Regions from separate parts of the Homo sapiens genome. Here region 1 is linked to region 2. Evidence: chromatin loops called from intact Hi-C (ENCODE). Cell type or tissue: IMR-90. All regions are shown on one strand.

Region 1 (5,000 bases), 180 kb before region 2:
TTCTTGAAGCTGCCTTAAGGTAGATTGGTTTAAAAGCCCAGTATGGTGCACTTTAAATGACAGCTCTGAAGGAGACCACTGTTTTCATTTATTGAGTCCCATCTATGCACTGTCAGGCACTGTGCCAGGCACTAGGGGTCCAGGAGTACAGGCTGACCTCCATCCTTACCCAGCCACAAGCTAGGTGTTTCTTCAAGAAAACAAACACAATTACAATGGTCTCTGTTGTGTTTTACATAAAGCTACATCATCAATTTTCAGTGTTTCTATTCACAGGATATGCAAACCCTGACCTTGTACAGAAAAACCTAAAATCTGTTGTACTGGGACATCAGACTTTTAATAAAACAAATATACTCATTTTCTGAAGTTTACTTAAGTCTGCCTCACTTAATTATTATGATCATCTTGATGATGATGACTCCCTTGGGTCACTCTGTATAGTTATCATGTTGGTTTTAACTCCTACATTATGAGTCAGCATTGCCACTATTTAAAACCCCTGGAAAATTCAGCCTTTTAATGTAGCCAAGGTGACATTTAAATAGAACAATTTTATTACAGTATAAATTTTGTTCATTGGCTTTATTTCCTAATATGAAACTATATTCCAAAAATTAGTTACTAGGAGCCTGTGCAATTAATTTTTGCTTATGAATTTAATAACTTTTAAAAATTAAATCTGAACACAGATATCTGTGTAGTTTAGTGGAGATGCTTAAGCAGTGGGCTTGTACCATAAGCCATAGTCTGCATGGGAAAGTGGTCAAATGTAGTCTGATCCATGTGCCATTTGAGGAAAATAATGTATCTGTACCATTTGTCTTTTACCTCTCAGCCCATAGTTGTTTTGTGCATATTTATAGTGTTACAGTGTAATGTTTTGATATAATATGAACCCGGGAAACCATCATCACAGTCAAGATAATGAACATTTCCATCACTCTCAAATGTTTCCTTATATCCTTTTATAATCCTTCCTCCCCAATCTCCTTGCCTTTATCTTCATCTTCAAGCAACAACTGATGTGCTTTTTTTCATTCTAGATAAGTGTTTTGCTTTTAGAATTTTATATAAATTGAATCATATAATATGTACTCTCATTGCTTGGCATCTTTCACTCTGCAGTTATTTTGAGATGCATCCATATTGCACGTGTATCAATAGTCTATTCTTTAGATTCTTTTGATTCTTGAGTTTTAGTCCATTATATGAATATACTGAAATTTGTTTATCCATTACCTATTGATGGAGGTTTGATTTGTTTCCAGTTTCTGGTTATTGTACGTAAAGTTGCTCTGAACATCATGCATAAGCCTGTGTACTTTCATTTCTCTTGGGTAAACATCTCGGAGAGGAAGGACTAGGTCATGTGGTAGGTGAGCTTTTAAAATATATTCGAGCTTTTAAAATAACGAGGAACTGTTTCCTAAAGTGGGTGTACCACTTTACATTCCCACCAGCAGTATATTTTCATATTGAGGTTCAAATATTTGGCCCCTGCTTTAGAAAATTCTAGATATCTGAAATGAGAAATTTAGACTCTGTTAGGAAATCTCTATCCGTTAAATGCACATTTATCTTACCAGACTAAAGCTTGCTGAAAAAAAAGTGAGGATATTCCTGTACCCCCAACACAACATGAGAAAGATTTTCTTGATGTCTTAATTTTTGGGCTTATGTGAATTGATCTGTATAAGGACATTTATGGAATATCTAACTATGCTTTCTTTTTTAACTTATTGAGAGATGAAAGAAGTGGATTTCCTCACATTTCTTTTCTTTGATGCTTCCTCAGGCATTCCTAAAGGGTATTCAACAGAGGAGGAGCATCAAAGTTGGCAATTAGTGTTTTGATCAAGCCAGCATGCCACATTTCATTATTCAGCTTGCATCAGATACGTTAACCTTTGAAAGGATTTTTTTTTCTACTTGAAGACCAAAGGATTTTCTTTCATATATAGTAATCTTACTCAACCAATAAGGTATTTTGTTGATGACTTTTTGTAAAGACCAATGAATAAGACACTTGACAAAGGTCAACAATAGTTGAGTGTCCAGGAAAACTCTTGGAACACTTCGATTCTGTGCTTCTCATCAAGCTTTCTCCAGCGCCTAGAACAGTGCTTGACATACAGTAGGACTTCAGAAGCTAGTTACTGAAGGAATACTATAAATATATGAGAGTCCTTGTATCATATTCTTGTCTTCTGTCCCTAAAACAAAGATATATCTTTGTTTTTAAAAAATAGAGCACCTTTCATTTCCATGTTTGCCGAAAACATTTGTTTTAAAATACTAAGAATAGAGAGAACTTAATTTATTGACATGGAGCTATATGACAATACTGTTTGAGCTTGTTGCATGAACACTGGATCTCATTTTTGATATGGTCAGAAATAATGTATTCCCTTTTCCTCCATTAAAAAAAAATAACAGACAAGCGAAAAATGATCACCCAAGTTTCTTTCTGAATGTTCAGTGAGCACACTGGGAATGACCGCAAGAAACACTTCAGAGAAAAACAATTGTGAGGGTTGTCATTTCTGGTAATACTGTGAGATAAAGACTGTAATGGAAATCTAAGCCCAAAGGACAACAAATTTAATTTTCTCTGTTGTTTTTATAAGCCTTGAATGTAATAATAGTTTTAGTTAGGTTCCCCCACCCCCTTCCTCTAAGTTTTAAATAGACTACAAAGAGAGGAAAGCCTATTATTTGGTCATCTTAATGTGTCCAGTACTTTTGTTTATGCTAAATATTACAGTAGATGCCAAGAAGAACATCTGCTCTTAAAAATTGCCAACATTCCTAAGATTGTAGAGCAGTAAAGTACAGTAGAATTTTCACTCAACAGTGAACCACCCACACAGTTTTTTTCAAGCATATGTCTTATAATAAAAATTCTCAGAATATAATTGTTCATGAGAGCTTCTAAAATAAAACAAATTGACATTATATATTTGTGAATTACTGTGTTTTGAGATTCTACACCATAATTTCATAAATTAAACTCTTGTCCAAAATATTATCAGATTATATAGGAACAATATTTCAAACTCTTTCTCTAGCAAAAATTCCCATGGTAATTACATAAGTTTTAACAGTTCAGCCAAGTTTCTTTACTTTCTCATATCTCTTGAAAAATGGTGTAACTCTACTTGTATAGGTAGCTATATATGTAAAATGATAAGATGATTTTCCTCTTCTATCTCTGTCTTTTATATTTTCTAGAATGCTAGTGCATACAACTGAAAAGGAAGTAAAACTGAAAAGGAGTATGATTTCTGTATAAATGCTTTTTTTGAAGAGATAGTATTCGAAATAATTTTTAGAAAGATTTTTTTTAGCTTGATAAGTTTATTTAAATAGTCATGGGCAAAGACTTCATGACTAAAACACGAAAAGCAATGGCAACAAAAGCCAAAATTGACAAATCAGATCGAATTAAACTAAAGAGCTTCTGCGTAGCCAAAGAAACTATCATCAGAGTGAACAGGCAACCTACAGAATGGGAGAATATTTTTGCAATCTACCCATCTGACAAAGGGCTAATATCCGGAATCTACAAAGAATTTAAATTTACAAGAAAAAAAAACCTCCAAAAAGTGGGAGAAGGATATGAACAGACACCTCTCAAAAGAAGACATTTATGTGGCCAAAAAATATGGAAAAAAGCTCATCATCATTGGTCATTAGAGAAATGCAAATCAAAACCACAATGAGATACCATCTCATACCAGTTAGAATGGCAATCATTAAAAAGTTAGGAAACAACAGATGCTGGAGAGGATGTGGAGAAATAGGAATGCTTTTACACTGTTGGTGGGAGTGTAAATTTGTTCAACCATTGTGAAAGACAGTGTGGCGATTTCTCAAGGATCTAGAACCAGAAATACCATTTGACCCAGCAATCCCATTAGCGAGTATACACTCAAAGGATTATAAATCATTCTACTGTAAAGACACATGCACACATGTTTATAGCAGCGCTGTTCACAATAGCAAAGACTTGGAACCAACCCAAATGCCCCTCAATGATAAAGAAAATATTGCACATACACCATGGAATACTATGTGGCCATAAAAAAGGATGAGTTCATGTCCTTTGCAAGGACATGGATGAAGCTGGAAACCATAATTCTCAGCAAACTAACACAGGAACAGAATCCCAGCACTTCGGCAGGCCGAGTAAGGCGGGTTGCTTGAGCTCAGAAGTTTGAGACCAGCCTGGGAAACTTGATAAAACCCCATCTCTACAAAAGATACAAAAATTAGCAGGGCATGGTAGCATGCACCTGTAGTCCCAGCTAATTGGGAGGCTGAAGTGGAAGGATGGCTTGAGCCTGGGAGGTTGAGGCTGCAGTGAGCCGTGATTGTGCCACTGAGAGTCTTGCTCTGTCACCCAGGCCGAAGTTGTACTTCGGCCTGGGTGACAGAGCAAGACCCAGTTTCAAAAATAAATAAATAAAGAAGAAAGAAAAAAGAAAAGAAAACAGAAAAACAAATCAAAAGAACAACAAAAAATGTATAAAAGTCTATAGATCCCTAGGGGCACATGGTTCTGTCTTTTGTTCCGCTTACTATGACTCAAAGATAGTTCTTGGATTTCTAATCCAGCTATGTTTCTGTTTTTTTCCTAACAACAAGGTTGAATGCATAAAATATTCTTGAAAATATATTTTAAGATTTCAAACACAATTAGAATATTTGACTAAATGAAATCTCTCTTTCTCTTCTTAAGTTGATTGATGTCAATATTTATATTTATTTGTTTTCCTGGTCTTTAAACTACCCACACTAGTATTTCTTATAAATCAGTTATGAATAACTTTATTAGTCACTTTAGCATCAACTATTTATGAATAAGTAAGAGAGTATCTAGCATGAAAAGTCATAAAGTTATAATTTAAATGGTAAAATGTGTGCTTTGGTTTGCCATCTTGAATTAAAATGGCTGTTCGTAAAAGTTTTCAAATGGGCAATAACAGTTTTCTGTT
Region 2 (5,000 bases):
AAGGAATGAAAACTTTCTGAGTAATCTTAATTTTTTGAGATTAAAATATTCTGAATTGGAATGCTTCAGATACTGTAATTTTATGCTGAGTGGAGAGAGAGATGATATTCTTACTCCATGTGTATTTGTACATACCTATGCACAGAAGTGTGTGCATACATATGTGTCTTTGTGTGTTTTCTCGTATGAATAACAGGCAATTTCAAACTCTTTTCTCTATCTGTAGCCCTGTCAAAATATATTTGCATATAGGTCAAGCATAACTCTTCTGCCTTCATAAAATTAGCATCAGGTTTGTCATAAAAATGTTATATCATATAGCAGAATGTTTAAGTAAAAAGAATCCCTTTCCCATTTATTTCATGTTAGGAATTTATATTTTTTTAGGCTTAAAAAGGTAATTTGTCATTTGTTTACATTATATAGTGAATTGATCTTTGAGCAGGATGACTAATGAGAATAAAATTGTGAGCCTGAGCCCCAGAGGGACCACTGTAATTCTTTGCATAAAGGAAGTGCACTAGCCCCAGACAACCAGCCTTATCACATATAATATTGGGCTATGCCCAAATAATTATAAATCATTCTACTATAAAGACACATATACACATATGTTTATTGCAACACTGTTCACAGTAGCAAAGACTTGGAACCAACCTAAATGCCCATCAGTGATATTCTGGATAAAGAAAATGTGGCACACATTCACCATGGAATACTATGCAGCCATAAAAAAGGATGACTTCATGTCCTTTGCAGGGATATGGATGAAGCTGGAAACCATCATTCTCAGCAAACTAACACAAGAACAGAAAACCAAACACCAGATGTTCTCACTCATAAGTGGGAGCTGAACAATGAGAACACATGGACACAGGGAGGGGAACATCACACACCAGGGCCTGTGGGGGTTGGGGGGCTAGGGGATGGATAGTATTAGGAGAAATACCTAATATAGGTGGCAGGTTGATGGGTGCAGCAAACCACCATGGCACGTGTATACCTATGTAACAAAACTGCATGTTCTGCACATGTACCCCAGAACTTAAAGTATAATAATAAACAAAAAGTTTGAATACTCTTTTGTTAACTCTAGGTATACTGCTGGCTGCAATTGCCACTGTAAGTGATACAGCCATCACTTGCAGTGTACTTGGGAACTTTAAGGGCATGATAAACCTTTTCTCTAGTGGAACATTGCTTTTTACCTGCTTTTCTCTTTATCCTAATAAGGTGTGGGTATGCTTGTCTGAGAGTTCTTTTCACAACTTGACCTTTGTTTTCCCAGGCTGTACAGTGTAAAACTGAGTTAAGAAACTTGCTCATAAAATGAGGTGCAAAACTAAAAATCATCGTATTTTTCAAGTCACCATCTAATATTACTGTCAACCATAAGCCATTTCATTAGCAAGCAGCAGCATAAACCAAAAATGTAAGAAAAAAATAATTCTATCCCTAAATTCTATCCCTTCAACTAATGTGTGCTTTAACATCAGGTATCGTGGTGAACAAGGACAAGATTACTTGGTTTTAGTGGCTGAACACCAACACCTCAGCCTAATGCCCATTGGGGTATAATTAGAGATACCTTGACACTCTGCAAATGGGCTGCCAACATCTTTACTCCTTCCTTGCATCTATCCAGAGTTCTTGTTGAGGGGCACTAGCCACTAACTGATGAGCCAATGTGGGGAGTATGCACTGTCCTCCAACTCTTTGTGCTTGGACACTCCCAGTGGAGGAGGAACTGAGCTGAGGAAGCTGATCTGTTGCCAGAGAAAACTGTATCACCCTGTTTGTCAGTGTGCCCTTGCCTTACTACATCTTCCTTTTTTACCAGTGAGAAACAATAGAAAGTAACTTTGCCTATGTGAATGTTCTTTCAACAAGTTGAGAGAGATTGTTATTGCAGTGGTGAAGAGCGTGACCTTTGAGTTAATACCCAGCCCTGCCTCTAACTTTGCTTTATAAAATTGGGCAAGTTGTTTAACTTTTATGAGTTTCAGTTTCTTCTTCAAAACACAGATAATAATGGCCTCTTTCTTAAAGAGAAACTTTGAAGATTGAACAACATGGTGGATGTAAAGCATTTAGCTTTATTGTTAGTACATACTAAGTACTTTATAAATGGTTGTCATTATTCTTGTACAAACTGTAAATAGTACTTCACTCTCCCCATTTGTGTCAATTAATACAAGTCCATTTCAAGAAGCCTGTGGAGCCCAAACTATTTCTAGAAATTGGGGAGAAGATGACTTCTTCTCAACAATGGGAACTCTTAAGCTAGACCTTGTCAGGACTTGATCCCTTAAGTCCAAACTATAAGTAAAATAATTTATTTCAGGTCAAGAACAGTTATAAGAAAGGAAAGGAACTAACATATCTTGATTGCCTACCATATCTCAGTCATGATCCTTTAACCTCATAATATATTCAATATTCTAAGATGTAGGTATAATAATTTCTCTTATGTATGAATACAGGTGTATTTATATTTATATTATGTAAATTCTATTATATGTGAAGAAACTAAGGATGAGAGAAGTAACTTGGCCAGAATTATTCATGTAGTATCTGGCAAAGGCGGTGTTTGAACCAAGTCAATCTGTCTGCAAGGCCCAGGATTTTCCTAGAGCATGCTGCCATTTTCCTGACACAACTCAGTCCATCTTGATTTCAGCCCCCTCTGGCTCGAGTGTAAGTTTCCCTTCCCTCATTTTCCCAATTAAAGTTTCTTCACATCTCATACCTATCATGAATTAGTAATTTAAAACTTCTAAACTCCTTGAAAAAAGGCAAAGTGTAAGTTGCTCATGGTGTCACTGACTTGAGAACCAGGGACTGTTTTCTCCTGAGATCTGTTTTGTTAGCCTCTTCTTGTTACTTAAATTATGGTTTGAGTAACAGAGAAGGCTAAAAATATATGCTTTAGACTGATATGTGATGGAAGGAGATTCACTCATGTTTCACTTTTCCATCTTAATTTCTAAGGTCTTGGGAAACTATGCTGTAAAGCAAAGTGTCATTACTCTAGAGCATTTTACTAACATGCAAATTCCAGCTATGTTTATTCATCCTACGAAGGAGATGTAAATTTAGTGCATTCTCACCAGCTTCAAAATGAGTCATTTCAAAGGAGCGTGATAGTGCATGTGGTCAAACCCTTAAATAATTTTTATACTAATGCAGTCTCCCATTTTCTGGAGGCTCTTTAGTGGTTCATCATGCATTTAATTTTTAGGAAGATAATTTGCAATCCAATTGTGTGGCTCTGTCTTTGAAGTCTGTTAACCCCAAGATACAGTGTCATCAATGCTCATTTAAACTCCATGAATTGTGTTCAAGTAATTGTTCTACAGCTTGCCCTGCTAAGGAATTCATAGAGGGTATCTGAATAGGCCAAAGTAAAAGTAATGAATCTGGGCTATTTCCACTCATGGAAAAGAAGTAACAATTGTGAGATGTCTGTTCCTAAACACACAATTCAATTGCATTATGAGGCACTTGTACTTTTAAAATTCTTGCTTAAGGGACATGTACTCCGGTTAAAGATGCCTCAAAAGCGCCCACGTACATTCTGTAAAGGCACATCCTTAATTCTCTGGTTTGCCTCCTCTTTCATGAGGGCATTTTCCTTGAAGCCATATAGCTGCAACCCACATGTAGTCAGCTTCTAGCTGACCTCAGGTGTGTTCCTTCCTGGAGATGGAACTCAGCCATTAACTGATTTCTCCTAGACAAATGTCATTGATTCAGACACAAATGAAATCACTATAATACAAAACTACACGGATTAGCCATGCGACAAGTGGTCTGATGGATTGAACTTGAAGGCAGGTATCTCATCTTTCTATTCCTTCACCATTTTCATCATGGAATCTTCTGCTACCTACATTTTTCTTGAGAAAGCTCTTTATTATCTTTCAACAAAAATTACCTAAACCATGTTCCCAAAAATCTCTTGTGAAAAGAGAAAGGATAATAAATGGATTCATTATTTTAAATACATAGATTTTTTTTTCTTCTTTTCTATGGTTCATGAATGCAGGGGTCACCCATCATTTCTCTGAAAGTTATGCAAGTCACATACATCTTTCTTGAAACTGAAATTATTTAAAAAATCTATGACACTTCTACAAAACTTCCAAATATATTGTTACCTATAAGAACAGTCCGACAATGTCTCTTCTCCCAAGTTTCAAGGCAGTGACTATTCCTCAGGACAGATAAGCCTTACAATCATTGAATACAGAATCTACTGTTTGCACTTCGAAGGGCTAAACCTCCATATTTGGCTGAAAAGATGGCCAGAGAAGGATATTTATGATTCAGCAACAGTCTTATAATTCTCTATGCAACCCAGACTCTAACTAAACAGAATATAGTTTTGTGCCTAAAACCATCTGATTTCCCTAAATCTATGCAATACAACCCTTCAGTATCTGTAATTTAATAAACCTCTTGCTTAAAAATGTCTTCCTAATGCAATGGAGCACAGTACACGGAATCACTGTATCTGCCAATCTTTATAACACTCCTATGAATTGTTTCTCCCTCAAATACTGCATTTTGGTAAGTTAGAGGGTCATTACGGATACATCTGCATTTAATTGTTTATCTATAATACTGCTCAGCACAGTAAATACTCAGATACAAATCATGTAAAATCAGATGATGTCATAGATTTAAAATATTATATATAGTTATGTATACACACATATATAATATGTATTTTTTACTGTGGAAAGAGGCCAGTACATTGATGATTGATGTTTAGAGATGCAGATCCAATTTCAGAAGCGTATGTGAGCACCAAAATAATATAATAGGAGAAGGATTTGGGGGGGGGGGGCAGGAGCAATAAAAGCAATTAACAATATTTGTACTATGTAAACACCTTCAACCCTCATATGCCCTAGGCATAGCTGTGTGCACACGGAGTTCCCGACACGTACTCGGCAGGTTGAAGACACAAATCCCGAAATATGGGCATCATGGCC

What was found. A loop is a pair of places that touch in the nucleus more often than their neighbours do. Peaks named below come from ENCODE experiments on the same cell type or tissue, not always from the same donor. Only the 100,000 strongest peaks of a DNase experiment are listed, where the experiment ranks them.
Region 1: it touches region 2 in a loop (2.3-fold over the local background); 2 of 110 quality-filtered maps call a loop at or near these places.

What each region holds. Positions count from the first base shown.
Region 1 is chr1:99,443,363-99,448,362 of GRCh38, reverse strand. No RefSeq gene overlaps it. Among named protein-coding and RNA genes, the nearest start is that of LINC01708, 42 kb to the left of the region's middle. In IMR-90, no CTCF peak of the experiment used is centred here; a DNase peak (open chromatin) is centred at 2,782.
Region 2 is chr1:99,264,997-99,269,996 of GRCh38, reverse strand. All of the region lies in intron 1 of PLPPR4 (phospholipid phosphatase related 4), which reads right to left. Among named protein-coding and RNA genes, the nearest start is that of PLPPR4, 3.0 kb to the right of the region's middle. In IMR-90, no CTCF peak of the experiment used is centred here; a DNase peak (open chromatin) is centred at 3,086; H3K4me3 peaks cover 144 bases; H3K27ac peaks cover 881 bases.